Regions from separate parts of the Homo sapiens genome. Here region 2 is linked to region 1. Evidence: read pairs that join two places in POLR2A ChIA-PET (ENCODE). Cell type or tissue: Panc1. All regions are shown on one strand. Each heading gives the region's core, and the rest is flanking DNA. Links, peaks and the distances in the headings are about the cores only. Region 1 has its middle 28 kb from the start of CLDN1. Region 2 has its middle 30 kb from the start of CLDN1.

Region 1 (16,578 bases), core at 3,792-8,791:
TATGTATTTATTTGATAATAAAATTAAAACTTATTAATGAAGAAAGTAGAAAAATACAGAAAAGTGGAAATAAATATTTTAAATATTATAATAGTCATATTACCCAAAGGTAGAACTTTCAAATAATTTGATGTGATTTCTCTAGCCCTTTTTCCTTTCCCAGAGATAGGCTTTGGGGTTTATTCTTATTTTTTATTTTTTTACAGAGCATCATGTAAAAATAATTTTGACTTGTGCTTTATTTTCCATTTCAGTATATGGTAATATACTCTTACCAGACATACTTTCTAAACATAGATTGATTGTTTGATTCATATATATATATATATATATTTTTTTTTGAGACAGGGTTTCACTCCTGTTGCTCAGGCTGGATTCCAGTGACATGATCTCATTTCACTGCAACCTCCACCTCCCAGACTCAAGCAATTCTCCTGCCTAAGCCTCTCAAGTAGCTGTGATTACCCACACATGCCACCACGCCCAGCTAATTTTTGTATTTTTTTCTAGAGATGAGGTTTCTCCATATTGCCTAGGCTGGTCTCAAACTCTTGAGCTCAAGTGTTCCACCCACCTCAGCCTCCCAAACTGCAGGATTATGGGCGTGAGCCACCACACTGGCCTCACATAATATTTTTAAGAATCTAACATTCGCAGTATATTTTCTGCAATAATGGAAATGGTGCCCCTGGAGTTGTGCAACCCAGCAGCCATGAATAAAATAGACAAAAATTCCTTTCTTCCAGGAAGTTACATTCTAGGTAAGGAATGCAGATAATAAAATGGATATACTAATTATATAGCTTATTAAACAGTGATAATCCTAAACTAAATAGCCAAGAACTATTGAGAAGGTTGGAGGAAGGTAACAGTTTATAATAATGTGGCAATGGAAGTCTTCAATGAGAAGGTGAAGTTTAAGAAATAATTTAAAAGAGATGAAACAAATCAAGTGGTACCTGGTAGGAAAGTATTCCGGAAATAACATATGCAAGTTCCCCAAGGTAGAATCACGTACAACATGTTCAGAAAAGAGCAAAGGGGCCAACGCAGCTGCAATGAAGTAAGCTAGGAAGATAGTATTTTAAAATGAAGGCATAAAGGGAAAGAGATTTAAAATATATAGGATATGACAGACCATTCTAAAGACTTCCTCTTTTACTTTGAATGAAAGCAAAAGATAATAAGTCTTGATCAAAGGAAACATAGATCTAAATTGAGACGTAGTAAGAGTATTCTTCCTGTTGTGTTGAAAAATAGACCGTAAGTAGATAAGGAGGGAAGCAATGAGTTCATATAGAAGGTTATTACAATAATCCAGGCAAGAGACGGCTTGATGATTGCAGTCTGTCATAGGAGGAAGTGGTTAGAATCTGGATATTATTTACTTTAAAGTAGAGTCAACTGCTTTTGCTGATTGACTAGATGTGAGGTATGAAAGCAAAAGACTTGTCAAAAATGATTCCAAAGCTTTTTGCCTAAGAAATTCATAGGATGGAGCAGACATAAACCAAAAGTGGAAAGACTGAGAGAGAGCAGGTTTGAAAAAAAGTCAGAAATTTCATTTTGGACATGATGATAATTTCTCCTTCCCCTTCTTCTTCTTCTTCTTTTTTTTTGAGACAGAGTCTCATTCTGTCGCCCAGGCTGGAATGCAGTGTGCGATCTTGGCTCACTGCAACCTCCACCTCCCGGGTTCAAGAGATTCTCCCACCTCAGCCTCTGGAGTAGCTGGGACTACAGGCACAAGCCACCACACCCGGCTAATTTTTGTATTTTTGGCAGAGACTGGGATTCACCATGTTGGCCAGGCTGGTCTCGAACTCCTGACCTCAGGTAATTCATCCACCTCAGTCTCCCAAAGTGCTGGGATTACAGGCATGAGTCACCGCACCCAACCTGGACATAGTCGTCTTAACATGCCTATTGCGCATCCAAGTAGAGATGTCCAGTAAGCAGTAGAAAAACGGGCATATGAAGAACTAGAATGGAGAAAAGGATTTCAAGAAAAGAGAGTAATGAAACTTCAGTTTCACAGGATTGAGTCAAGTTGAAAATATGCCCCAGTCTTTGGATATTTGGATTGATTGTTACATATCACTAGGCTAGCTGGTTAATAATGGCAGAAACCAAATTTATTTTTCTCATTACCGGATCCATCTTTTATTCTCTCTCAAATTTTTCATTCTTTTTTTCACTGTGAGAGTATCATCAAAGAAATCTGGTGTGTTAGGGTCACAGACCAGCCCTGGATTCTGACCCTGAATCTGCCCTTTTAATAATTGCATCTTTATAATTTAATGTGATAGAAACCAAACGTGTCAGTTTAAGTGTTCTGGGAAGGAGGATGCCAAGACAGAGTTAGACTTGCAAAAGCATGATGGCTAATGCCTGTGGAGAAAAAAAATAGGAAAAGGCAGCAGGAGTAGATAGCAAAAGTCTTTGCCAGGGATCGGAGGGATCAGCAAACTTTTTTCTGTAAATGACCAGAGAGCAAATATTTCAGACTTTGTGGGTCACATAAATTGTCTATCATATATTCCTAATATTCAGTCGCTTGTATCGTTCTTCGAAATATGTAAATCATTCTTAGTTTGTCGGCCATACAAAAAACAGGCTGTGGACCAGCTTTAGCCTACGGGCTATAGTTAACAAATACAGCCTGGTCTGACACCTGTGAATGGATAATAGGAAAGCAGGAGAATTGTGTCAGAAAAACTTCAGGCTGTTGAGTGTTCTTATAAAGCCTTGTGGCCAGCCCATGGGGAGTTCTTGTTTAAAGGATGTCCATAAAGTAGTCCTGCATTGGGCAGCAATGATCACTTCCTAATGCCCCCTCTGTATTTACTCATTATCTGTGAGCTGTTAAAAGTGTGGCTTTAACTAGAAAGTTGCAGCAGCTGCCAACAGCACTGCAGCGAAAAGCTGTCAGCAAACTGCCCGCCCCCACGACCCCTCAACTCCCACTCCGTGGAAGATTCTTACTTGAAGAGCAGCATACCTCCTGAATGTCACATGAAAGTACAGAGAATTAGCCAATAGAGCTTTGGTTTTCTCACATTCCAAGTTGTCCCAAGGTAGGTAGTAGACAGATGCCTTGATGAATTTGTAAAATCATTGCTCAGTCATCTTCTCTCCTTGTCATTCTTAGTGTATGGCTTCCGTTCTCATGGTTATTTTGGTTCCAGGAAGGTTACTCTACCCTCACTCTTACCACCTTATGCAAGTCAAGAAGATGAAGACGCAAAAGAAGGATAAGGCAAAAAGGAGAAATGAGTGGTACCTATATATCAGAAAATCAAAACTTTTTCATAAATCCTCAGTGGGTGGAAAACTGAATAGTGGGATAGAATAGAGAGTACAAATAGACCTAAGCATGTATGGAATTGTGATATAAGACATGATAGTATTACAGATCAACAGAGAAATGAGGGATGCTTCAATACATGCTGTGGGGCAAGTGGATATTTACAGGGGAAACAAACAAACAAACATGGTCTCTAACCCATACCATACACAAAAATTACTTTTACATAGGTTAAAGACTTAAATATAAAAAAAATTCAGAAAAAATACAGAAGAATAAATTTCTTACCATAAATTAAAGAATTTTTCTAATTAAATAAGACACAAAAACAAAACCTTAAAAAATAGTTACATACAACTATGTTAAAGTAAAGGACTCTGTTCATCAAATACATAATAGAAACATCAGAAGGGGCAATCCAAAATTAGGAAGAATAACCACCACATAGTATATAATAAACAAAGACTTAATATTGAGAACACTTTTAAAAACCAATAGATCAATTATAACAAATACAATCAAATGGAAAAAAAAGCTAAATTCATGCAAAGGCATTTTGCAAAAGATAAATGATATAAGCTTATTAAAATGTGAAAATATGCTCAATCTTATTAATAACTTTAATAATAAAACCTTAATAAAATTAATGAAAAATGTAATTTTAAACCAGACTCATGTCCACAAGATTGACAAAATATAAGATGTCTGATATGCATCCAAGTGTTGTAGCATATGTGGATTAATGATGGTCACCAATTGATCTAATAAATTTTGAAAGGAATACTAACATTATACTGTAAATTTAAACATCCAACTTCATATTAAAATGCATTAATAAGCATATATTTTTGAGAAACTCTTATATGTATATCAGGGTACATGTATAAGAATGACAATTATAGCTACAGTAAGAAAACTGGAAACCTTTAAAATTTTCACTGGTTTAATGATAAATAATTTGTGGTGTGTTTACACATTGAAACATTTTATAGCAGTAAAAATGAAAAAAATAAATAGATGCAGTTATATGTAAAATGAATATTTTCTTAGAAACAATTTTGAGTGAAAAAAGCAACTCCCAGGCTCACACCTGTAATCCCAGCACTTTGGGAGGCCAAGGCGCGCGGATCACCTGAGGTCGGGAGAAACATGGAGAAACCCTGTTTCTACTAAAAATACAAAATTAGCTGGGCGTGGTGGCACATGCCTGTAATTCCAGCTACTTGGGAGGCTGAGGAATGAGAATCACTTGAACCCAGGAGGCGGAGGTTGCCGTGAGCAGAGATCACGCCATTGCACTCCAGCCTGGGCAACAAGAGCAAAACTCCGTCTCAAATACAAAAAAAAAAAAGCAACTCCCAGAAGGACACATTGCACGTAATATCATTTTTAACTCGTAGCTAGCAAAACTAAATAATACATTGTTAAGGTGTGTGTGTGTGTGTGTGTGTGTGTGTATAATATACATGTGAGATCAAACTATTGTAAAGAAAAGGCATGGACATGAATAACAAAATTTAGTATAATGTTTCCTTTGAAAGAAGCAGTAGGATGGTAAAGAAGTTACAAGTATATGGTTATTGTTGGTAACGTTCTAGTCCTTGGGTTAGGTAGTGGGTTCATAGGTATTCATTATATAACTATTATGCTTTAAGACTTACATATATTACATAACTATTCTTTTTTGTTTATATCAGATAGTATATGGAAAAGACAATAAAGAAATATGTTTTAAAACAAATAAATTCCTCTATTTTTATGTCTCATTGGATAGAATGGTTGTCCATGGTCATATTCAGCAGCAACTGAATTAGGGCGTTTAGTTTCATGGATGGCCACGTTGCTGTCCATCAAAACCAGCTTTTGCCTACTTCATTAGCTATGTAGCCTTGACAAACTTATCTTTCAGTCTCAGTCATGATACGTGTCCAACTTAACTCACAGAGTTTCAGTGGAAGTCAAATGACATATGTGAATGTCCTTTGTAAATGAGAAATACTGGATAAATGTAAAGGTTTTTTTTTTTTCAGGTATGTATATATGTGTGAGTGTATATGTGTGTATATATATATATCTGAAAAATAAATATATGTAATATATATTTTATATATTTATATATTAATATCTACATAATATCTATGTATAGATATATAATATAGATATATATTATATATTATATATTATATTATAGATATTATAGATATATATTATATAGATATATATTATATATTATATACTATATATTATATATCTATATTATTATCTATATATCTATAATATATATATACATATCTATATATAGATATAAATATAGATATATAATATATAGATAATATAACAATTAATATGATACATATATTTACATATGTATGTAAATTATATATATATATGTAAAATGAAAGCCTATATCTTCAATTTCAAGCACACATTTGGGTAGAGTCCTTTCCCCGTTTTCAAATATCATCCTGCCTCGTGTCTGTCTGTCAGAATAATATATGGACTCAGCATTGAGAATTCCATATTACAGAATTAAGGACATTTTCTGTTGATGTGACTTTTTATCTAAAAAGAATAAACTGAAAAATGAGTCTAAATGCAGCCACTTTGCTATTTTAGTTCTTCATAAGACTGGAAGCAAAGCAATTTTACTGAAATGTTATCAGTGAAACTACTCACTCTACAATGAAACATTTGTGTTTACTTTTGTGTTTAGTTATTTTGTGTTTAATATGTGTCAAATCTTTATCCAAACAGAAATGGTATAAAGAGATGAGTAAGACAGTCTGTGGCTCAGGGCTACTTTGTTGTAAAAACCCAGTGACACCATTCTGACTGTGGTCCTACTGTTTATTCTCTATCTAGCAGCAAGATCTTTGGAAGACATGTTAGGTAATTATCTTATCACTCTACTGTTCACAATCCTCCAAGATTTCCACATCACTTAAAATTAAATCTGGGCCGGGCGCGGTGGCTCACGCCTGTAATCCCAGCACTTTGGGAGGCCAAGACGGGCGGATCACGAGGTCAGGAGATCGAGACCATCCTGGCTAACACGGTGAAACCCCCACCTCTACTAAAAATACAAAAAATTAGCCGGGCGTGGTGGCAGTCGCCTGTAGTTCCAGCTACTCGGGAGGCTGAGGCAGGAGAATGGCGTGAACCCGGGAGGCAGAGCCTGCAGTGAGCCGAGATGGCACCACTGCACTCCAGCCTGGGCGACAGAGCGAGGCTCCGTCTCAAAAAAAAAAAAAAAAAAATTAAATCTGACATTAGCTACTTTCCCATCCTCATACGTTATTACTCTCCTCCTAGACCATCTTGACCTGGCCATACTAGTCTCCTTGCTATTTCTGAGATGTAACAAGTGCACATCTTAAACTTACTGCTTTTTTCGCAGCATCAGTTTTCTCCCAGAAGAATTTTCTTACCAGAAAAGACCTCTCTGACCACCCTTTATAAAGTAGCCACCTATGACACTCTATTCTCTTTCCCTGCTTTATTTTTCTTTGTAACATGACAAGAATGACAGAATATTATATTTTTATTCATGCATTACTGTATTGCCTGACTGTTTCATGAGAATGAATGCTTTATAAAAGCAGCTATTTTATATGTTTATGTATATTATGCTCGTCATTGTATCACAAATGTTTAGAACAGTGCCTATCACATAGTAAAGCTCAAATAGTAACTAGCAAATAAATTAATAAACTAATGTATAATGATTAAGGTAGAGTATATGACTCAAGTCAGATCAATGAGGCTCCATTTCAGAGCTTTTATTATAATTATCAGGGAAGAAAACTCTTCATTTAGAAGATGAAATAAAAAACCCTAGAGCCAATAAAAAATCAAATGAACATAACTATGAAAAGAGCAGAACTGAGGCTGGAGAAGAAAAATGCCTGATTACATAAATCAAGCCTCTTGATCCAGCCCCACGTAGAGTGAGTTATAAGCCTAGAATTTTCAGTTTTATGAACATATACATTTAATATTTTCTTAATGTATTTTGATGTGTATTTCTACATTTAGTTCAGACAGAGTCCTGACTAACATATTCACTGATCTCCTTTTATACAAATTGTTAGATTGAGGCCTGTAAAAAAGAAGAGTTTTGCCCAAACTCATAAAAACAACGGAGCTAAGATGTAAACATGGATCTTCTGAGTTCAAGTACTGATCTTTTTCTTCTGTACAAGCAGCTTCCAATGCTCTGTGATCTCAGGTTGTACATTTACAAAACAGCCTAGTATTCCAGCCAGGAATCCTAGGAAATTAAGTAGGTTGGTATTAAGTTTCCTATGCTGTTTAATCGTTTTAAGTCTAAACTGCCACCTCACTGTGAGGGAGTCCAACTCCGAAAAAAGAAAAGAAATCCCACAAAGAAAAGGTTAGGATTAATCCTTTCTGTCCAACCTAAGCCATAGGTTTGTTAAGGAAAGAAAATTTGCTTTTATAAAGATTCTCTTTTCCTCTAAGACGGGTACCATTCATGCTTTTTTTCTCTGAGTTTATTGCAGGTCATAGATATTTTAAATCACTGCATCATGATGAATGTAATCAGTTATTGTTTCTGTGTATCATTGTGTACCTGACAACCACACAATCTCATCTTAAGACTGTCAGAGAAATGAGAAAGTATCTTGCTTGGTACCTGGCACTTAGTAGGCATCTGATAACTTATATTCATTAAATATGAATATGAGCGTGTCTTGCCTATAATACTGTAAAAATTTATAGGGAAATTGTCTTAATTTTTATAATTTCGAGCCCTGAGATAATGCCTCTATTGAATTCCCATGTTTTCAGTTTATTATCTGTTAGAACATGATTAAAATAAAGCTAGAAAAGACTAACAGTCTCCACATTATATTTTGAGTTTACTGGAGAAGACAACAATAAAATGTGGTGATAACTTCATGATTTAATCCTCATATTTATTACTTTCTTACTGAGTTTGCAAGACATTTTCAAAAGCACTTTTTAATCCAGTTTTTATAAGTCATGTGGTTTATAGTTTAAATTACACTATTTAATATAGTAAGAACATTGTAAATTGTCAGAATCAATAATATGGTTCTACAGAAAAGATTAGGGTAAAAAATGTTCTTCAGAAGAAATTGTTTTTAAATTAAAATATAAAAGCTTTGTTTATTGAATATATTAATAATTTGTGTAAAATGATAATTTCAAACTTTTAAAGAAAGTTTATTTTGTTAATTGTTTAAACAGGACATGTTTTGAAACTTGTTTTTATTATTACTGGCTTTTAAAACTCTCCTTATTTAAAAAAAGTAAGTAAAAGCGTGCACAATCCAGAAAATTTAAAAATTAAATTAATTTACATTCAATATTAAAATTTTAGACAATGCTTATTTACTTTGACTATTAATACATTGTCTTTCAATGCCAATCAGCCTCTCATTCAACCAAAAGTATGAATTAAGTGCCCACAGCTATCAACTACATGTGGTGTGCTCTGAACACTTATTTAATACTAGCAGCTTAAATTGTTCCATTTTTTTAGTTGAACTAAGTGTCTACTTTGATAAAGTCATGAGGTCAGAACTTAGATGTGTAAACATTATGAGACATGGTTGAGATTTGAAGTAGTTTAGAAGGAAGCATTTTAAGTTAAATACAAGCACAAAACTCTGCCCTAGCTGAAAAATCCCCCAGATTAGGGTAAATCCCAACAGAAAGCAATTCTCAGGACAATAGACAGCCTCTGGTTTCTCCTTCCTGACATTCTGTCAAGACTTTTCAACCAAAACTCATCTAAAACTGTCACAAACTTAAAACTCCAGAATCATTTGTTTATTGAACTCCACACTTGTTATACAGTACTTGCTCAGTATTTCCACTAAAATGTCTAATAGGAATCTCAAACAAAACATGAACGAAACCAAATTATTGATCCCATTTCTCTCCCTCTGTCCTCCCTCTTTTAGACCCTTTGTCCCCTACCAACAGCAAACAAAACAAAAACCTGAGATTCTAATCTTCTCGGTTTAACTGTTTCTCTGTTTCTTTAGCCAGTGAGCCAAGGTCTTGACAATACTGTTGAATACATTCTTTGTCTCATACGCTATGTCCAATCCATTATTAAATCCTGTTAGCTATAGTTTACAGTTTACCCCAAATCTGATCCCTGCTCACTTCTCAATTGGATATTAGTCCAAACCCCACAGTCCCTCATTTGAACTATTGATATTTTATTGGACCTTTTCATTGGTCACTGGACTTTAATCCTTGTCCACTCATGGTCTAATTTCCAGAGAGCAGCATGATTATCTTACAACTCAATTCATAATTGTGTTTCCCTTCTGCTCAAAACCATCTAAGGCTTTTACACTTAGAATAAAACTCAAATTCTACACCTTGGAATATGATCTACAAGGTCCTATATATTACATGGCCTGATATGGATTGGCTTTGTGTTCCCACCCAAATATCATTTCAAATAGTAATCACCAGGTGTTGAGGGAGGGACGTGGTGGGAGATGATAGGATCATGGGGGTGGTTCCCCCATACTGTTCTTGTGATAGTGAGTGTTCTCATGAGATCCAATAGTTTTATAAGGTGCTCTTACCCCTTCACTTCCTTCACACATTCTCTTGCCTGCTGCCATGTAAGACATGCCTGTTTCCCCTTCCACCATGATTATACGTTTTCTGAGGCCTCCCCAGCCATGTGGAACTGTGAGTCCAATAAACATCTTTTCTTTAAAATTCGTAGTTCTTTATAGCAGTGTTAAAATAGACTAATACAGTAAATTGGTACTGAGGCAATGAGGTACTGCTATAAAGATGCAGAAAATGTGGAAGCAACTTTGGAACTGGGTAACAGGCAGAGGTTGGAACAGTTTGGAGGCCTCAGAAGAAAACAGGAAGATGTGGGAAAGTTTGGAACTTCCTAGAGACTTGTTGAATGGTTTTGACCAAAATGCTGATAGTGATGTGGACAATGAAGTCCAAGCTGAGGTGGTCTCAGATGGAGATGAGGAACTTACTGGGAACTGGAATGAAGATCACTTTTGCTATGCTTTAGCAAAGAGACTGGTGGCATTTTGCCTCTTCCCTAGAGATATGTGGAACTTTAAACTTGAGAGAGATGATCTGAAATTGGAAGTTATGTTTAAAAGGGAAGCAGAGCATAAAAGTTTGGAAAATTTGCAGCCTGATGATGCAATAGAAAAAGAAAAACCCATTTCTGGGGAGAAATTCAAGCCAGCTGCAGAAATTTGCATAAGTAATAAGGAGCCAAACATTAATAGCCAAGACAATGGGGAAAATATCTCCAGGGCATGTCAGAGATCTTTGAGGCAGCCCTTTCCATCATAGGCCCAGAGACCTAGGAGGAAAAACTGGTTTCATGGGCTGGGCTCAGGGCCATACTGCTGTATACAGCCTTGAAACTTGATGCCATGCATTCCAGCTGTGGCTAAAAGGGGCCAAGGTACAGCTTGGGCCATCGTTTCAGAAGGTGTAAGTCCCAAGCCTTGGTGACTTTCACGTGCTGTTGTGCCTGTGAGTCCACAGAAGTCAAGAATTGAGGTTTGGGAACCTCCACCTGAATTTCAGAGGATGTATGAAAATGCCTGGATGTCCAGGCATAAGTCTGCTGCAGGAGCAGAGCCCTCATGGAGAACCTCTGCTACGGTGGTGCAGAAGGGAAATAAATGTGGGGTTGGAGGCCCCACACAGAGTCTTCACTGGGTCACTGCCTAATGGAGCTATGAGAAGAGGTCCACAAACCTTCAGACCCCAGAATGTTGGATCCACCAACAGCTTGCAATGTGCACCTGGAAAAGCCACAGGCCACTCAATACCAGCCCATGAAGGAGTTTCCCAAGGCTGTGGGGGCCCGCCCCCTTAATCAGTGTGCCCTGGACGTGAGACATGGAGTCAAGGGGATTATTTTGAAGCTTTAAGATTTAATAACTGCCCTATTGGATTTTGGACTTGCATGGGGCCTGTAGCACCTTTGTTTTGGCCAATTTCTTCCATTTCAAATGAGTGTATTTACCCAGTGCCTGTATCCCCATTGTATCTTGGAAGGAACTAACTTTATTATTATTATTATTATTATTTTACAGGCTCCTAGGTGGAAGGGACTTGACTTGTCTCAGATAATTAGTTTTGAAATGTGAAAGATGTAATATTTAAGAGGGACCAGGGGCAAAATAATATGGTTTTGCTTTGTGTTTCTACCCAAATACATCTCAAATTTTAATCCCTGTGTGTTGAGGGAGGGACCTGATGGGAGGTGACTGGATCATGGAGGTGGTTTCCCCCATGCTGTCCTCATGATAGTGAGTGAGTTCTCATGAGATCTGATGGTTTCATAGGGGGCTCTTCTCTCTTCACTTCTGTTACACCCTCTCTTGCCTGTGGCCATATAAGATGTGACTGCCTCCCCTTCCACCATGATTGTAAGTTTCCTGAGGTCTCCCCAGCTGTGTGGAGCTGTGAGTCAATTAAACCTCTTTTTTAATAATTTACCCAGTCTTGGGGAGTTCTTTATAGTAGTATGAGAACAGACTAATACATGGCCTTTTGTTTCTCTGATACCATCACCTCTCCTTGACACATTCTTCAACAGCCACATTGATCCCCTTGCTCTTCCTCAGATATCAAAGGGATAGTCCCACTGCAGGCCATTTACATTTGCTGTACCCTCTGCCTAGATTGTTTTTCTCTAGATATCCACATGCTATGGTTCCGCATAGCATTCATTATGCTCAAATGTCACCTCATCCAAGAAGCTTCCCAAGACCATCATATAGAAAATAGTACATAACCCAGCCCCTCATTACTCTCTAACATCCTACTTGTTTTTTTCTTCATAATTCTTATCACCAACTGACAGTTATTGGCTTACATGCACATTTTTTATATTCCCACAGATATGTAGAATTTTTTTGTTTTCATTTACTGCTATATCTCATTTCTAGAACTGTGCCTAGCCCAAAGCTAGTATTTGATAAATAACTAAAAAGCAATTAATTCCTCTTCATTTCTTTCACTACTTTGATATAATTTTCTTTCACATATCCCTAATAAATTAGAATTGTAATAATTATTTATCTGTGATTTTCCTACATCCTTTCTGTAAGATAAAGGTTGTATTACCCCTCTATTTTAAGATACTCATTGCTAAGCAGGTGAGATAGTTGGCAAAAGAAGATAAATTGCTTTTATCACTTACCTCCTTGTAGAATTTCAGAGATGAGCTGATGAAAGGAGGACAATTTATGGAAACGAAAATGGTGAGGTATGAAAGAGTAGGTTTTTTTTCCTTAAAATTGTCTTCCACCTAGGACTGAAAGAGATCCTGAAGGTCAAATGATACAATTTAGACTAAACCTAATTCTTTTTCAAGTATACTCTACAAGTGGCCATTCTTTTAGCCTTCACAGACAAAAGCTCTCTAAAATGCAAGGTGGCAGATGTTATAATTCAGAAACTTCCCCCAAATAAGCTCCGCCCTTTAGAGAATCTTTCAGCACATTATTAGACTTTATTCCATTTATCACTAGAGGACATTTTTTCTGTGAAGTCCCCAAAAAACCACCTTTCAGATTCTCTGTCTCGATGCTAAGCAACTGTGAAAACTGTCATAATTGCTGAAGTTCACCATCAGGCCCTGCTGAAAGATTGTCAGCCTTTCTGTAACCATGATTCAGTTCACAGATCCCAGCAAAGAGACATCTGTGTCTAAAGACCTTTCAAAAGAGACTTTTGTCATGAACTTACACCAGTGTTAGATTATGTGACAAGCTTGTCAGTGTTGATAAACAGTAATGCCAGCTATAGTTGTAAGAATAGGGAGCCACCTACTTTGACATGAACCATCTCAACTCTTTCTGTAACCAGTTTGTGAATTCACCATGACACTTAAATAGCCTCATGATTAAGTACCCTTCCATTTACTACCTCTATGACCTTGATGAGGTCATTAATCCTCTGTAATTTTCAATTTATTCAGTTTTAGTTGAGAGTAATAACAATGAGTACATAGTTATTTTAATGATTAATTTTGAATTATTGATCATTCAAATCAAATTTTAATAAAATATTTTAAATATATACTGTCTTAATAATAGATAATTCGATACTTTAAGACTTCCTGCTCAATAACTAAGAAATGAATAAAACATTTTTATTGAGTTGTCCATAGAATTTGATAGTTCAAATTTATATTCATCTTTTTTTGGTATTATTTTCAACATAGAACCTCCATGGCAACCAACAGTGGGTCTCTCAGATACGGTGAGATTAAATTTGTTGGACAAATGAGATAATCTTATAAATATGATAAAGAGAATCATAGAAGGACTGATGTCACCAAAATGGTAAAATAGAAGGTAGTCTGCTAATGCCCCCTAAAAACCTAGAGTCAAAAGTCTGTCTGTGAGAGCCTCAGGATTCAGGTAGGAGTTTGTGAAACCCTGGTAGAGCTCAAGTCCTTGGAATGTTGTTTCAAAAGTGCAGATCAACATCCAGGTGGCTGATCTGCTGAGCTTGCTTCTGGGTTCAAGTCCAGTAATAGTTCAGTCCCCCAAGGGGCTTGGCTACAGCCCTGTTTGGCTTTGAACCTGAGCCCAAAATCAGCTGCCATGTGGTCCTGAAGAAATTGAGCACCCCAGTCCCTTGGCAGAAAGGCTGGTCTGCTCACTAACATTGATCTTGGCAGTAGAACCCGAAAGTTGCCCTGTGGTGCTACTCCAGCCTTCTTCAGTTGACCTCCCAGCTCAGAGCTGCTCACACAATGACTCAGAGGAGACTTGCCCATATTTCCCAGCCTGGGAATCTAACCCTCCTAGACAGGCACACCAGCCAACTTCTTTTCCACAGCAGATCCCAAAGAGGCTCAGTGTTAGATCTGGTCCCTCTCACTACAAACAGGAATCTATCCCACCTGTACAAGGACTTGCGGAGAACTATGTACCTGTCTGGATCAAAGAGATGGTCTCTTCAGCCTGTCCCATAGCAGATCCCAAGGGGGTCTAGTCCCATCTTTAGTTCTTCTTGTTGTAGTTGGAAACCATTCCTGCCTGTGCAAATACCTACTGGGGGGCACACCTATCTATGCCACTGGGATATCCTTCTAGACTCAGGTACCTGGGCAGCATTCTCACACAGCCTTCGTACCTTACTTAGATCTTCCTCAGGTCTAAATAGGCTGGAAAGCCATGTCAACCTCTGAGCCTTTGTGAGACTTTTGACAAACCTGGACTTAGAGAATCCACTAAGGCTAAGATGACTACCGTGGTCACAGGCTCAGGAAACAGAACAATCAGTCAGTTTAGAATCTCCAGATGGCCCTCTGAAGGACAGGCACATAAAAAGCCAGCCTGTGAAGACTAAAATACTTACCTAAGCACTCAATGTATAGACAATATCACACTCTACAAGCATCAAGAACAATCAGGAAAATATGACCTCATCAAGCAGGCAAAATAAGGCACCAGAAACTAGCCCTAAAGTAATGGAGATGTGTAATCCCTCAGGAAAATAATTCAACAAAGCTATTTTAAGAAATCAATGTACAAAAATCACAAGCATTCTTATACACCAATAACAGACAAACAGAGAGCCAAATGATGAGTGAACTCCCATTCACAATTGCTTCAAAGGGAATAAAATACCTAGGAATCCAACTTACAAGGGATGTGAAGGACCTCTTCAAGGAGAACTACAAACCACTGCTCAATGAAATAAAAGAGGATACAAACAAATGGAAGAACATTCCATGCTCATGGGTGGGAAGAATCAATATCGTGAAAATGGCCATACTGCCCAAGGTAATTTATAGATTCAATGCCATCCCCATCAAGCTACCAATGACTTTCTTCACAGAATTGGAAAAAACTACTTTAAAGTTCATCTGGAACCAAAAAAGAGCCCGCATCGCCAAGTCAATCCTAAGCCAAAAGAACAAAGCTGGAGGCATCATGCTCCCTGACTTCAAACTATACTACAAGGCTACAGTAACTAAAACAGCATGGTACTGGCACCAAAACAGACATATAGATCAATGGAACAGAACAGAGCCCTCAGAAATAATGCTGCTTATCTACAACTATCTGATCTTCGACAAACCTGAGAAAAACAAGCAATGGGGAAAGGATTCCCTATTTAATAAATGGTGCTGGGAAAACTGGCTAGCCATATGTAGAAAGCTGAAACTGGATCCCTTCCTTACACCTTATACAAAAATTAATTCAAGATGGATTAAAGACTTAAACATTAGACCTAAAACCATAAAAACCCTAGAAGAAAACCTAGGCATTACCATTCAGGACATAGGCATGGGCAAGGACTTCATGTCTAAAACACCAAAAGCAATGGCAACAAAAGCCAAAATTGACAAATGGGATCTAATTAAACTAAAGAGCTTCTGCACAGCAAAAGAAACTACCATCAGAGTGAACAGGCAACCTACAGAATGGGAGAAAATTTTCGCAACCTACTCATCTGACAAAGGGCTAATATCCAGAATCTACAATGAACTCAAACACATTTACAAGAAAAAAACAAACAACCCCATCAAAAAGTGGGTGAAGGACATGAACAGACACTTCTCAAAAGAAGACATTTATGCAGCCAAAAAACACATGAAAAAATGCTCATCATCACTGGCCATCAGAGAAATGCAAACCAAAACCACAGTGAGATACCATCTCACACCAGTTAGAATGGCAATCATTAAAAAGTCAGGAAACAACAGGTGCTGGAGAGGATGTGGAGAAATAGGAACACTTTTACACTGTAGGTGGGACTGTAAACTAGTTCAACCATTGTGGAAGTCAGTGTGGCGATTCCTCAGGGATCTAGAACTAGAAATACCATTTGACCCAGCCATCCCATTACTGGGTATATACCCAAACGACTATAAATCATGCTGCTATAAAGACACATGCACACGTATGTTTATTGCGGCACTATTCACAATAGCAAAGACTTGGAACCAACCCAAATGCCCAACAATGATAGACTGGATTAAGAAAATGTGGCACATATACCCCATGGAATACTATGCAGCCATAAAAAAGGATGAGTTCATGTCCTTTGTAGGGACATGGATGAAATTGGAAATCATCATTCTCAGTAAACTATCACAAGGACAAAAAACCAAACACCGCATGTTCTCACTCATAGGTGGGAATTGAACAATGAGAACACATGGACACAGGAAGGGGAACATCACACTCTGGGGACTGTTGTGGGGTGGGGGAAGGGGGGGAGGGATAGCATTAGGA
Region 2 (16,578 bases), core at 7,118-12,117, 55 kb before region 1:
ATTGAGTGACTAGCACATAGTGGGTGCTGGGTAATTACTGACTCAATGAAAGAATGAAATCATATTATTACATTGAAGTGTTCAAGTTTCTTTGCTCTTTATTTTCAAAAGCTAAAATAAAGACATTTTAACATAAATAAAATTGAAGGAATTAGTTCCCAGTAAACCTACACTAAACATAATTTCTTAAATTCTTAAAAAATAATTTTATGGTTTAAAGCAAGTACAATAACAACGTATTATGGAGTTTATCACATTTAATAATAGCACAAAGAACAGTGGGGGTAAATATGTGTATGTTTTTGTAAAGTTCTCTGTAAGTGAGGTACTATAGTATTATTCCAAAGGTGACAATACTAATCTAAGAATGTATATTCTTAAATATGCAGTAGAGCAACCACATAAAAACAAAATAAAAGTCAAAACAAGAAGAAATAGACAAAATGGCAATAGAGGAAACTAAATGGAACTCTATGGAGAAAAAAAAGTTAATCCGAGAAAAGCAGGAAAGGAGGAAAAAGAGAACAAAGAATAGAATGGGAAAAAAATAAAAGAATACCAAGATACTGGCTGATGTTCAACCAAACAAATAATTACATTATAATTAATAATGTAATGGAATATAATACAAATGGACTGAAAACTCTAGCTACATTTTGTTCTTATCACATTCATCCTCCCTATTTCAACTCTGCTATTACACCAGTTGAGTTTCTTATTATCTCTTATTTTGATGATTGAGAAGACTTCCTAAAATGGTCTTCCTGCCTCCACTCCCTCACATGTCACACCGGATAAATCTTTCTAAAACCCAAACCTTGACATGAAACTCAGCTTGTGCAATCCTTATTGCTTTACTAGTTTCTCTCCCACCTAAATGTGAGGTTTCAGGCCTCCTCTCAATAAAAGAAGGACTGGGGCTGAATATCGGAAGCTTAGAAAATGTTCCTATTTTCCTCCCTGGAAACAGTTTATACTATTTTAGAGAATTTTGTATATCTTCTGCCTTGGACTAGACCTCTACTGTTTGTTGTATTTCTTTGGGCATCTATACTTGGTTTGCAAAGTTTCTTTGTTTCTTGCCTACTTTGCTCTAAATAACAAAGTCAGTTTCTTTTTCATTCTACAGTTTAAAGACCAAGGGTCAGCCAAGCCTCAGTCTCAGCTCAGCCCAACCCAACATAGCTTCAACCAGCCCAGTTAAGAATTCCAGCCCTAGCCAGAGTGTCATCTTGGCCAAGAGAAGCATTCAAATACCTTTCAGTGCCAAAACTCGAGATCCATGTTTCTTCACATCGAGCCTCATAGCTCCTTTTAGGCCACAAGTTCTAGTCACATCAAATTTCAGAAGTTTCTGAACATTTCTTTCTCTTTAATTTGTTTGCATCTTTAGACCTACCTTTCTTATTTAAGAAATATTCTAACCATTTTCTCTGCTTTGGGAATTTATCCTCTAAGACCTGGCTCGCTGAAGCACTCTTCTTCAGTGCTCCCATGCTACTTTGAACAAGCACAGATCACATTAGTTGTAAATATTACCTGTCTGACTCAACCATTGGACTGTAAGGAACAGGGTTTTATTGAGCATTGTATATCCTCTTTGTACTTAGTACTAATGTTAACATTTAAAATCTTTTCACTAGGTGATAGTTGACTAAAGATACAGTTTTTTACAAAGCAGGATAAGAAACATCAAAAAATGAAGCATTATATTCATTTACCTTTAGAAACAACTGTAGGATTGCAATAAAGCTGCACTGGATTCCACTCATTTAATTCAATTAGAGTTTACTGAACACTTACATAGAGCTAGAACTCCAACATATGTGGAAGAAACTGAGTGACAATACTGCATAGGCATTAAGAGAGTCAAATTTGGAAGTCCTTCATGCAAGGTGTGTAATGTCTGAATTTAAATGTTAAGGTCATTTGTTCAGGAGCAAAATAGATGATAATTTTTGTTCATCAAAACTTTTGCCAGAAATAAGACAAATTGTAATGCAAACAAGATTGCAGTTGCAGGAGATGCTTAAAACACTTGAATGACCAAATTGTAGCATTTTCCAATCATTAATTTATATACAGAAAACAAATGCCCTGATTACAAATCATACTGTGTTATAAGAAAAGTTTATTAACTTGAGTAAATACATGTATCAAAACAATAGAATATCAGAAAGCCCAGAATGAAGCCTTCTGCAATTTGAATAATTTTATTCTTTAAAAAAATAATAAATTAGGTTTCAGTAATGTCCTGAACTATGAATATTTTTCAAAGGAAAGGCCATAAGGCCTCTTATTTAGGAAAATTTACCCATTAAATTGGATTATATCTTTCAGTAACTACTGATGTCCTTCCAAGGGTAACAATGGGAAGAAACATGGTCTGCAGCAGAATTGGATTTAATGAAAAAACTATGTCCATTGAATTTCAATTTAGGCAGACTGGTATGATGGGTTAGGTCATCATTAGTTGTCTAATACAATATTAGCCTGTTGAAGCTCTGAGCAATAAACTTGTTGTTTTTTTTAATTTTGCAGGAAAAGTTTACTGTGGAGATTAATTATGAAATCTTGGGAATAAACAGCCAGCTCTTACTGCAAAATCCTACACAATTTGCAATCATCCTACAATTGCTGTTATCCCTAGTGATGCTTTTGCTTTCCAGTCTACCCTCTGTGTGTGGTAGAGAATTCACAGAGTGAATCTTTCTGTCTGACTGATCCGTGTGTTTGTACTCAGGAGGGACGAGTCTGATTTTTATTCCACTTGAAGTATTCAGTCCTATGTGTCATTCGTACTTGAAAGCTGCTGAATTGGAGAAATGAATGCACTCATGATTAGATATTCTTTTTAAATTATTAGAGAAGACATGCTTTATAATGCATGCTTTATTTCTGGTATCCTTGTGGTAACTCTCAGCGGCTCTTATTATGACATAAAATTCACAGAGTCACACTCTGGGCTTACAGAAATTTGAGGGAAAAAGAAAAAAAAGCATTTCTCCTAAATCACAAAGCAAATTATATTTATTCTTATTTGTGGAAGAAACATAAAAAGGAAAGAGACCAGAGTTTAAGATCCAGATTCTTTTCTTTTTTTTCGTAATACTGCTTATCCACCAATACGTGCCAGTCAGTCTCATTTTTAGAATCCTATTCTATATATACATACTGAAGTCCTACTACCAGACCTCTGTGCTAGTTCCCATGACCCAGGGGAATATAAAAAATATGAAAGTAAAACAAACAATCTCTCCTGTGAAGGAATTTACAAATTGTGGCAGAAAGACACATATGCAATATAAATTAACGTGTAACAAGGACCATGAGACTAGTCTGAAGTGCTTGGGGATTATGGAGAAGAAAATGTAACCGATACAGACCCAAAGATGGCTTTAGGCAGGCTGTGGTTTGATTTTACAAGCATAGAAAGATTTAGCAACAGCAAGAAAGAGGTACATTTGCAATCTGGGCTGATGGGAAACCACGAGTAAAGCACCAACCTGTGAAAGAGGAAAAACACAGTCAACATACCAAGTGTGCAGGGTGTGGTGTAGGAGTGAGAAAGGTAAGCTTAAATTATTTTGGGAAGAACTTTCAGTATCATACTGAGGAACTGGACTTTAGTCTTTGGAAAATTGGAATTCCTTAGGGGTCACATTTGAAGTTTAGAAAGATCCCTCAAGAGCAGAGGTGAAGCACAGAAGAGGAACTAGAATGAGGAAAGGAAAATGAACAAAGGTGAAAGAAGAGTTAAAGAGTTGTTATGTTAATCCAGGCAAAAATAAAGAGTGTTTGAACCAAAGTATTGGCTGTAAGGAGAGAGGACACAGTGAATATGAGAAAATTTTCAAACCAAAATTACGAGTTCTCAGTTAGAGAAGGGCCTGGCTTAATGATCAGGTAGATTCAAGGTTGTGTTTTTCTGATCCCAGATCTGCAAGTTTTAGAAAGTTTTCTATTTTAGAAGCTCATCTACAGAACTCTGCCAAAATTCTGCATTAGGACATACTCATAGGAGGATGTTAATCCTGTAGGAACATTCCCTGTAAAAATGAAAACGACTTCTTTTTGAGTTCCAAAAATAAGGACTGTGATTAATTTGAGTACCTTTAAAGCTTTAAAGTGGATATAATGACATATACTTTGAATATATCAGGTAATAATCCACAGGATTTTTAACAGTGAACACTGATTTTCATCTTTTGAGAATGTAAAATGCAAGGCTGTGTATAATCTACATAGCGAATTATATGCCAACTCCATTAGAATCTTTGTATATTAGTTCACATGGGATAATTTTGCAATTTGAAGGCAATATTACATAACTTTTAATAATTGAATAATAAAATATTTTCAACCTAAATATTATGATATCTGCAATCATTATGTTTCAAAATTATATAACTTATCCATAGTTGTAATAATAATTCTTTCTTTTATAGCATGGAATATTTATTTCAGTAGGACATTATGGTATAAGGGAAAGATAAAACTTTATTTCTTCAAAATAGAGAGCTATCTCAATATCACTCATTGAATATTATATCCCTACTGCTTTTAAATGCCAGCTTTATTACAAAGTAAATTATTTTATATGTTTTAGTATGAATAACATTGGGTTTTAAATCAGATTGAGGAAGGGCCATCTAATTATTTTAGATAAACATGCCTTTGGTTTACCACAGACAGGTAATTTACCACAGTGGTATTTGGGCCTGGCAGTTCAAAAATTTTCCATCAACATGCACATTAGTCTGAAAATCTACAGATTTGTCCAGACATGAGTATGTATGCTTTGTGTATATAACATTTTGTTACAAGCAAGAATCATCTAAATTTGAAACTTATGACTTTCAGATCTTATCACACTTATTATAGCAGTATTTTTTCAGCAATTAATTGGGATGGTCTGAAAAAAAATGTAGAGACATATTCAAGCTTGTTTTTTATTAACTCCATAAAATGCAGGATAAAAATAATCTAAAGATGTCATTACTAATATATTACTTAAACTTTCTTGGTATAGGAACCTGAAAAAAAATTGTATATGCTTAGCCTACCAAAATGATGACTTTTATTCTTTTCAGCAAAAATCATATTGATTTTCCTCAACTTCCTCTTCACCCTGAATTTCAAGAGGAAATTAAGAGTCACTAAATCTGAACTGGACCTAAAATAATTTTAGGCTCAGTTCAGTTTTTAGTGACCCTGACTTTCTTCATGTTAAAGACTCTAAAAAGTAAAAATTGACCAATTCAGGTATATTTCATAGGAAGTTAAAAAAAATAAAAGAACCAACCAACAAACAAAAAACCCCACAGAAATGAGAAATCAAAGTATGGACCTAAAAAAATGCTTCACTTTTTTCCTGATCTAAGCTATATCAATAATTAATTATATTGCTATTTTTCTTTTATATGGGTAATCTGGCATTGGCTATGTGCATACCACTAGAATCTCAATGCATGTGAATATTCCATTAAAATGCTCTATATTGGTTCTCACAAGATCTCAAGGAAATTTTTCATATAAAACATTGTAACAACAAGAATATTTATTACTAGGATTACTAGAGAATGACATGTAAAGTCCATAAATCACACATTTTTCTAATAATCTGAGATCTGATGTTTTGTTTTAAATTCTTAAGAAGTTTAAATTATCCTAGAGAAAAGGTGGGTCATTCTACAAAATTATTTCTCAAGTAGTTTTAATTAGAAAGTTTTCCAAAAAGAAAAATAGAGTCGATAGAACATTGCTTTTGTAGTCCAAAATCAAAAGTTTGAAGAGAAAAGAAGAGGACTTGGGGATTTTTAACAGGCCAATAATTTTTAAGTATTTGGCTAAGGTGGAGGTAAAGAAAAGTCACAGAAATCAATATTTTGGTGTGAATTAGAATATATTAAAAAAACAAAGTTAAAGACATCAACAACTAAAAAACAAATGATTCTTAGTCTAGCCACGACAAACCCTGTTTATCACAGACATTTAATTATCTCTAAAAGTATATAATAATGGTGTGAGAAAGAGAGACCAGATTACCAGGAGGTTTTGTTGTGTGTAAGTGTAATTTGAAGAAAAAGGAGCTCTAAAAATAACTTTGAAATGCTTTTTGTGTGTTAGACATTTTTTAGTTACTTTTCTTCAGATGAATATAACAGTGCCAAGAAAAAACCATTAGAATAATGTTGATTTATTGAACTAATACTTTGACCTTTTCTGTGAGCCAAACCACTTGTTAGGCACTTGACATGGTAAGGTGTATAAAAACACAGTTACTCTGAGCAAAAGGAAAGATTTTATGACATCACATAAAAAAGCAGAGGTTTCAGAAAGGGCAGGAATGGATCTAATATCAGGGACATCCAAGTTCAGGGTATTCAACCCTTTAGGGTTTCCCATCTCTTCTCCCTGCTTCTCGCTAGCTGTTTGCTTCATTCTTTAACGGCAGAAACGCCACAAAGCCTGAAACTATAAGGTTTCAAGTAGTCCTAGGCTTGGCTCTGAATCTCTTCTTGTGAAACATTCCCCATAATCTCACAACCAATGAAAACAAAATTTTGCCCAATTTGCACCACTTTTAAAAAGTAGAAATGTCTCTTATTGGCCAGACTGGATCACGTGCCATCTCAGACTGTGGTCCAGGCATCAGGATACAATGATTGGTTCACCAGTCTTGCCATCAAGAGAACACGAAGACAGCACAAGAGTGTCATAAAGAAAAGAGTGTGTCTTCAAAATCCCTTTTTATATAAAGTAATTAAAAATGAAATCCATCATGTGACAGTTCCACCTCCGTAAAAGGGGAAATTAATATACAAGGTAGGCACACCAGGAAATGAAATCTTGGGAATCATTTCAGAATTCTACCTATCACACCTTTATTAAACATTCCTGCAAAGAAACTGTGGTTGACAAAATAATAGTTCCCTAAAAGATATTTGCATCCTTATTCCTGAAACCTCTGAGTGTTAATATTATACTCCAAAAAATGCCTCTGCAACTATGATTATCAAGATGAGACCTAAATGCAGTCACCAGTATCTTTATAAAAGAGAGAGAGAGAGAGATTCAATACAGACATAGAAGAAGGCAACATAACTATAACCGACAGAGATTGGAGTGATGTAGTCAAAAGCCAAGGAATGCTGGCAGCCAGCAGAAGCTAGAAGAGGCAAAGAAAGGATTCCTTAGACCCTCTAGAGAAAGTGCAGTCCTCAAACACCTTGATTTCAGCCCAGTGAAACTGATTTGACTTATGGCCCTCAGAATTGGGAGCGAACAAATTTCCATTCCTTTAAACCACCAAGTTAGTGGTAATTTGTTACAACAGCCACAGGAAACTAGTACAGAAACCATGAGTTGAAGGTAAGATGAATAATGTTAAGAACAGGCAAACTCCATGAGACAAGGAGGGCTGTCACTTTTACTACTAGAACCAGCTCTTTGTCAGCAACTTATCAATAAAAATGATGATACAGAAAGGTCTGGTAAAGCCAACTATAGATAACTAAATGAATTAAATATCAAGAGGATGATTTAATATCTCAATTGTTTGAACGACTCTTAAGTGTATATTGTGCCTTGAATGTTAAAATAAAGCCATGTAAGAAAACCTTTAAACTAGTGTTTATTTCATCTTGATCACAACTTCATTTAAGATTTAATAACACAAACTTGTGGTCCATAGACATAACTAAATAATTAAATATACATATTCCTGGGGTACATGCTTTATTCATTTATTTATGTTTTTATTAGGATTGGGTGACCAAATGACTTTGAAAGCCATTGCCATAAACAATGGGAAGCTATTGGAAGCTGGGTGCACTCATCATGATAAAATTTATATTTTAGACATAATAACTTTGGTATGGTGTGGAAAGTAGGTTGAAGAGAAGAAACTGAAAGCAAAGAGATCAGTTAAGGGGTTGTGAAAGTAAATTGCTCACAGCAGGTCACTCTGAATTTTGGATGAAGGTGGCATAGTCTTACAGTTAATAATATAATAATTAGCAACTTACAGGATTGCTGACTGGGTGGCAGTCTCTGTGACTTTGTATTAATGCTCATGATAACTCTTTGGAGTAGGTACTATGTTTATCCCATTTTACAAAATCACTTACTCAGCAAATATTAATGAACACTTACTATTGGTTGCGTATTTTATTAAGAGCTGAGGAGGAAATTAAATTGTACTTAAGGGCCATAAAGCTTCTAGATACTGAGCTGGGATAACATTCAAGTCTGTTTGACACCTATTTCTGAAGGGTGGAAAAATGAGGAAAGGGAAATATGAAATAATTTAGCACTATCCTAATTGTTTAAAACCAGTGATCTACTCACTGCTTATACAGTTGATGTAAGAAAAGAGGTTTTTTTTATCCTTTTTTTTTTTCTGAGAAAACAACAGAGCCCCGATAAATTCTACGAGATTCTCTTTGGAGGCCCCAAACTATTCTGAAAGCAACTGCAATGTTTCAAGGACCTTTTGATGTTCTAGAATAGTAGCTTTTGCTTATACTAATGAGACACGGAGAAAAAGAAAATTGTCACATTCAAATACAGCAGTTTTCTGTGCGACTTTTCGCAACCATAGCTACTTTGATTTCTAATTACATGATTAGTAGCTAACCTGATTAGCTCTGCCTGAGATACAAAATTCAAATAGCACTTTGCTACAGAAAGTGGAATTTACTGTTAGAATAAACATTTCAAAATAGTGTCATAAATATTCCTAAAGCTAGAAATGACCTGGAATGTTAATCTTGTTTATCCTTCTGCTTTAGGACAGATCTAAATAAAGACAATTCCAATCACATATTCTGTTTCTGAGCTATTCCAATATAATTAAATACAACAAATATTTACTGAGAATTTATATGTACCAGGCACAATATCTAGAAAAAGAAAAACTAAATTCACTTGGCAAACTTTTCTTACTCTTTAAAATTGTTAATTATGTTTGAAGTTGTAAAGAAGCTATCCTGATCCCCCTTCCTTTTTTATTGTTTTACTAATTTATTTGTCTTTTTTTAAAAAAAAAAAAACTTTTTCAATTGCCTTCTAGTTTCAGACAAATAATATTTAGAAAAGCATGATTCCAAAATTATAATCACTGTCAAATTAAGACCATTAATTACCTGTGTGTTCTCAACCTAAGCAAAATGCAGAATATATGCAATTACTGGGATAATTCAAGCCAGGAAAAACATTTTGCTGTACTTGCTAGAGCTCTCCCTGATATTCTGATTTATATCTGGGAGAAAATGGTCCAGTTTAACTTGAATACTCTTGAATGTTTCCACAATTAAAAGAGAATATAATTCCCAGTGGCCCTATAGTCAATATTACCTTTCCTTTTAGAATGCTAATAGATAAAATAACGTTAAGTTTTTGTGATTTTTTGACTGCAATATTTGCATTAATTATTTACCTAGTTTGTTTCTTGGTTATTTTGTTTTCCATCTGTTTACCTCTATTTCTCCCCAGCAACAGATAATCTTCAGCCCAATATCTGCTAATATGTTTCATGATTTTGACTTAAAAAAATAAAAACCTTAAAAAGTAATAATAACAACAACAATAATAAAATGTTCTATTAATTCAATGTTTACTAAATGGCAGTCACTGTACAATTTTGTTTTAAATTCACTGGTTTGTTTAAATATTACTACAATCCTATGGACTAGGTTACATTTTACACATGAGAAAACTGAGACTCAGAGAGGCTATTGTGTTAATCTGGGTTCTCAAGAAGCAGCTCTCAAGATGGGATTAAATGTGTAAATTTAAGTAAAGGAAGCACTTATGCTGAAGAAAATAGAAATAGAGCTGGAGAAGGCTGGGAAAAAAAAACAGTCTGTTTCAGTTCCTTTTGCATTGCTGTAAAGGAACACCGGAGACTAAGTAATTCATAAAGAAAAGAGGTTTTTTGGCTCATGGTTCTGCAGCCTGTCCAGAAAGCATGGTGACAGCCTGTGCTTCTGGTGAGGGACTCAGGAAGCTTCCAATCAAGGTGGATGGTGAAAATGAACAGACTTATCTATATGGCAAGAGAGGGACCAAGGGGGTGGGGGGGAGTGCACAGTCTTTTACACAACCGGATTTCCCACGAACTCAATTACCACTCATTAATCAAGGAGAGCACCAAGCCATTCATGAGTGATTTACCCACAAGACCCAACACCTCCCACTATGCCTCAACTCAAACATAGGGGTCATATTTCAACATGAAATTTGGCGGAGACACACCTCCAAACCATATCACAGACCACAATGCAAGTCTGGCCCAGAATGAAGAAGACTGCGAGGAAAGATTGTCTATAGACTAAAGAAGTTTGAGCAAAATCATAGTGAACCCTTGAGCCAAACTCAATGATAAAAGATTTGCCTAACTCCCAGGAACAGGTCAGCCTAGTATTTCCTCTATACTCAGTCATTGGTCAGATAAGCCTAAGGAAGTTATGGCCTGAACCCAAACACAGTAATAGGTTTCAATGCCAGTAGCCTGAGCCCAGTCAATTAAGCTGCCTGTAGGTCTGGAAGGTGCATTCTCATGGCTGCCACAGCTAGTTAAATGGTGGAGCTGAAATTCATCCTTGTACATTCCTGACTCCAGAGGCCTTTCCCTTTACCTGTGATATTTTTCATGACCTTTGCATGTTCTCTTGATTTTGGTATCGAATACTTTTTTCAACATTATAAAATCAAAATTAGCAATTCTTAGTTGCTTTTCAAAATACACATTGACTCTTTTTAACATTGTCATTTTTAATATCTTTAATATGATAAGTAACAATACAATCCAACATCTATAATAAAGTATATATATATATATATATATAACATTATGAACTATGATTCTTAAACTTCAAGTACTGCTTTTATGTAGAAAAGCTTTATCATTTCACACCAGACTTTGGGCTAATTTGAAGAGCTTTACGCAGGGAATAAAATGAATCATGTCTCAAAAACCTGTTCCTTTTTCATACAAATTTGAAAATATTTCTACTGGATTCTACTGGATTCTTAGAATCTTCATAAGACATTAAGATGTACTTAGATGTGGGAGGGAGATGGTTAAATGCTTGTCTCCATGCCCTGCCCTGTGCCTGGTCCGCTCATCTATTCCTCATTTTCCCATAGCTTGTTTGGTCAGGTCATCCCCTCAAAAGATTAGTACATCAGTCATTTCTCTGTACCAAACCACCCGAAATTCAATGGTTTTAAGACCAATCCTTCATTATTGTAGCTACCATGCTTGTGAGTTGAATGGGTTAATCAAGGCTGACCCAGTCTGAACTCACTTATATACCTGCAGTTTGACTGGGGCTCTACCCTAGGATAGGCTTGCCTGGGGCAGCACAGCTGAGAAATCTTTCATTTTCCTTCTTTACCTTGGGTCTAGCTCAGGCATGTTCTTCTCATGGTAATGGCAGGAGTGCAAGTGTATAAAAGGAACATGCAAAGCCTCTTGTGACCTGCATGTAGAACTGGCACACTATCATTTTCACCTCATGTCAATGGATAACACAAGTCACAGGGTCAAACTATGCAAGTCAACGGTTGGGAAACAATACTATAGTCCTTTTATAGACAAAAACAGTGAAGTCACACAGAAAATGATGTGGACTCAGGAAAAGTAAAGACATGACCATTGATGAAACATACCATGAATGGGGATCTGTATTAGTCTGTTCTTGCACTGCTATAAATACCTACCTGAGCCTGGGTAATTTATAAAGAAAAGAAGTTTGACTGACAGTTCCTCAGGCTGCACAGGAAGCATGGCTGGGGGGCCTCAGGAAACTTACAATCATGGCAGAAGGGCCAAGGGGAAGCAAGCATGTCTTCATGTGGTGGCAGGAGAGAAGGAGTGAAGGGGGAAGCTCTACACACGTTTAAACAACCAGCTCTTATGAGAACTCACTCACTATCATGAGAACAACAAGGGGAAATTCATCCCCATGATCCAATCGCCTCCCACCAGGTCCCTCCCCCAACACTGGGGATTACAATTGAACAACTGGATTTGGGTGGGGACACAAAAACCATACCAGGGTCTTACCATACTATTTCCTTTCATCTATCTGATATCGATTCATCAACCTTAATGCCCATCAATGACAGACTGGATAAAGAAAATGTGGTACATATACACGCTGGTATATTACGCAGCCATGAAAAAGAATGAGATTATGTCCTTTGCAGAGACATGGATGGAGCTAAAGACCATTATCTTTAGCAAACTAACACAGAAACAGAAAACCAGACATCACATGTTCTCACTTATAAGTGGGAGCTAAATGATGAGAACACATGGCCACATAGTGGGAAACAACACACACTGGGGTCTTTTGGAGGGTGGAGGGAGGTAAGAGAAAGAGGATCAGGAAAAATAACTAATGGGTACTAGGCTTAGTACCTGGGTGATGAAATAATCTGTACAACAAACCCCCATGACACAAGTTTACCTGTGTAACAGACCTGCACATGTACCCCTGACCTTAAAACTTAAAAAATGAATTCTTTAAATATTTATTGACACAATTTCATAAAAGAAGGTTTGCTTGGCAATGGGGGCATAGTTTTTATTTTAATGGGATAAACAGACATGAAAGCATATTGTTTTCTTTCTTCTGGTCTGACCACATTTATCCATGAGACTTAAGTGACTGCAGGCCTGTGTTGTAGGCTTTTGCTTTCCTTCACTCTGCACAGTCTCTCTAAGCAATATCTTCTATTCCCATGGCTTTAAATGAAACAAAAATCAGTGTGGGTGTGTATATCTTTGTAAGAAACATAATCTTCCAAAGACACACACCACACACACACACACACACACACACACACATTGCAGTCTTGCTGTCTTCCTTGACATTGTGGTCTCATCTTTTTTTTTTTTTTTTGATTTATTCTTTTTTTTTTTTTTTTTTGAGACGGAGTCTTGCTCTGTCGCCAGGCTGGAGTGTAGTGGCACCATCTCAGCTCACTGCAAGCTCCGCCTCCCAGATTCAAGCAATTCTCCTGCCTCAGCCGCCCGAGTAGCTGGGATTACAGGCAAGTGCCACCGTGCCAGCTAATTTTTTTTTTTTTTTTTTTGTATTTTCAGTAGAGACGGGGTTTCACCTTGTTAACCAGGATGGTCACAATCTCCTGACCTCGTGATCCACCTGCCTTGGCCTCTCAAAATGCTGGGATTACAGATGTGAGCCACCGCGCCCAGCCCATGGTCTCATCTTCTACCGATTCCTCGCCCTGTACCACCACTAGGTTCCCTATGCTCCAGCCACAGACCTTTTTTTCTGTTCCTTACAAACTACAAGATCATCACTGCTTCTGGGCTTTTGTGCACTTAGATCCCTGAAATCACCTCATATCATGCAGGTCTCAGCTCACTTGTCGCCACTTCAGAGAAACCTACTTTCATCCTCCAAACTGAAGAAGGTAATCTGTACCAATCATTGACTTTCATATCACCTCTTTTTATTGTCTACACAGCAGACATGCCTAGTTGAAATTGTCTTATTTATCTTTGTTGTTTATTATCTGTCTCCCCCATCAAGAATGACATTTCCATGAGGGCAGGAACTTGCCTATCTTATTCACAACTGTGTCCTTGATACCTAAGATAATAATTGACATGTGGCAGACACTCATAAGTATTTAGTAATGATGAATGAATGCTACAATTTTCTGATGGTCTAACACAGACCTTTCTTTTGAGTGCCAGATCGTTATATCCATTTATAACTATATGTTCCTTGGGCACTTCAAACTCAGCACTGGCATCTCTGAATTTTTCTCCTTTCTCTCTAAAACTATCCTTTTGTCCAGTGTTTTCTAGCACTATAAATAGGAGGTCTACCCAGAAAAACTGGTAGTTTTTCTTGACTCCTCCCTACTTTCTCATCACATCAAAATTATTAACAAATGTTATTGAGTCTACTCTAAAAATATTTATCAGAATCATCTATACGTTGCCATCCCCATTGCCACCATCATCATGGCTCTGCAATCGTTTCCTAGCTGGTCTCTCTGTCAATCGTCTCTGCCACATATTAGCTTTGTGACCTTGGACATATTTTTAAACTTCATAGTGCCTCAGTTTCCTCACTCACCTCTCCAGTTAGGCAAACATCTTACAGTTACAGCATGAGGATAAAGAGTATCCTCCAAAATAATAATAGTGTTCTCCAAAGTGTCCCCCCGCCCAAACCTCGGCGTGTGAACTTATTTGGAAATAGGAGCTTTTCGGAAGTAATAAGGTAATACTGGATTAGGGTGAGCCATACAATAACTGATGTCCTTATAAGGAGAGAACAATTTGGACACAGAAACATGGGCAGAGGGAAGGCAATGGGAGACACAGGGGAGAATGTCATGTGGAAAGGCAGAGGCTGGGGTGATGGATCTGCAAGCCAAGCAACACCAGGGATTGTGAGTAACCACTACAAGCTAGGAGAAGGCAGGGAAGGATACTTCCCAAGATCCCCTTCAGACAAAGCCTATGACCTTACTGGTATCCTGATCTCAGACGTCTGGGCTCCAGAAAAATGAGAGAATGAATTTCTTTTAAGCCACCTAGTTTGTGGTAATTTGTTGCCACATCCCTAAGAAACTAGTATAGTTGTTGTAAAGAATACTAGGACAACTTACATAAAGAATGTACAGTTTTGGCTATAGTAAGCATAAAATAAAATTTAGTTATTATTTTAATTTCAGCATCATTATGAATCTAGATCAAAACTGTTAAAACGCAAATATGACTGGGTCACTATCCTGCTTAAAATTGCCGGAGGATTTTTATTGTTCATAGAATAGAGACCAAAACTTTAAAACAGTTCAAAATTCCCTGTAGCAAAATCTGGTCACACACCCACATCTCTACATGGTACTTCTTTTTCCTTCAGTTTTTTTTTCCTTCCCTAAGCAAACAGAACTTCTTTTGAATTTTTATTCTCTCTCACCTCCAGGCATTCTAACATGTGGTTCCCTCTGCTAAAACACTTTCTTTTCTGTTTCTTTCCTTCGGTCTCGGTGTAAATTCCTTCTTTAAGGGAGTTCCTTCCTGGTTAAGGAAGATCCCTCTGTCTTACGTGCCATAGGACGCTTCAGTTCTATCCTTGGCTACTTCCATCACACTTCTGAATGTTCATGTGTATTGTCACTTACACTGTAAGACCTAAAAGGACTGGTTACAAGAGTCTTGTTATTTGGGTTTAGTCCAGTCCCTGGCATATGCTCAGCACTACCTCAATAAATATTATATATATTACATAAATAAATGAATAAGATTATTTCAATACAATGTAATCAATACAGTAATAAACATACAGTTGTTAGTTTAAAGGAGGGGACAGATGGATAGACTGGCAGATTACCTGGGACAAACTGAAAGTCAGAATTTTATGAGAAGGAAGGAAAGCTGCCAAAGTGTGTTTATTTTAGCCTCTTCCTGTATTTCACGAATGAATAACTGGAAGCCCAGTGAGGTAAAGCATTTAAACAAAGCTGAACACCTATCAGTGGCAAAACTAGAACCAGAATTCCTTTTCCTCATCAAAGAGTCTTTCTAGAGAGCATTATGCTGCTTATGATAAAGAGAGACGGAGCTAGGCCTGTAAAAAATAAATATGAGATTAACACAACTGAAAGAAGAGGCTCTGGAAAAACACGAGGCTTGTTTACAGAGGAAAAATAATAGTGATGAGATGAGAGCATTTTCAAATAATTCCAGGATTGCCAAATAGGGTGATTCAAACCTGATAGGAAGTAACTCAAATTCCATAAGTGCAGTGAGAGAATGTGTAACTAAGGGAGGAGAAGTCAAATTCCTGAGGTGCAGTGGGTGTGTGATATGAAGAGGAGAAGAGAAAGTCCCTAAACTGAGAAATATCACAAAATGAACAAAGAGGTTGTGAAAGACCTTTTATCTGGTAGTATCCATCCGAGCCAAAATCCTGCCTGCCTGCCCCTAGAAGCTCTTGCCAGCTATCTCCCTGGTTACTATCAAAGCTGGTAAGACAACAAGAACCAGGAACTTAAACTGTAGCTTAATACAGAGTTCACTAGCAGCACTGTGTGTGTGTTAGGTGGAGAGGGGTGTCTTTAGTCAAATTACTTTACCCTTTAAATCTACAAATTTCAGTGTTAACATTGGTATTAGCTTAACTCTTCCTCTGTCTCTGAATTTTGTCTATTTTCCCCATACTCTTCTAAGTAAAAGTCTGATCTTATTCATTTATTTACACTTCTGGGTAAATAGAATTATTTCCTCTGAATCGATCTGTGTGAAAATACAGCTACCTGACCCTTCTCTGCCAATATTCAATGTGTCCCTAAATCCCAACCAAATTCCTAGCATGAGCAAGAAGACCCCCTTTTACAGCTTGGCCTAATTTTTGCAACTCTTTCTCCAGACATTTATCCTCCTTTATTCTATAACCTAATCACATGATTATCTGGAATCCTTAGTTTTTTTTTTTATTTCCACAGCTTTCCTTATGCTACTTTTTTATGGAAGACAAGGAAAATTTAGTGATTTAATTCTTAATGTTTTGCCAAAAT

The links. Peaks named below come from ENCODE experiments on the same cell type or tissue, not always from the same donor. Only the 100,000 strongest peaks of a DNase experiment are listed, where the experiment ranks them.
Region 2: POLR2A ChIA-PET joins it to region 1 with 5 read pairs; 5 of 35 experiments call an interaction of 5 or more read pairs at or near these places.

What each region holds. Positions count from the first base shown.
Region 1 is chr3:190,286,535-190,303,112 of GRCh38, reverse strand. It overlaps a transcript of CLDN16 not described here. Among named protein-coding and RNA genes, the nearest start is that of CLDN1, 28 kb to the left of the region's middle. In Panc1, for the core only: no CTCF peak of the experiment used is centred there; a DNase peak (open chromatin) is centred at 6,098.
Region 2 is chr3:190,344,620-190,361,197 of GRCh38, reverse strand. It overlaps a transcript of CLDN16 not described here. Among named protein-coding and RNA genes, the nearest start is that of CLDN1, 30 kb to the right of the region's middle. In Panc1, for the core only: no CTCF peak of the experiment used is centred there; no DNase peak of the experiment used is centred there.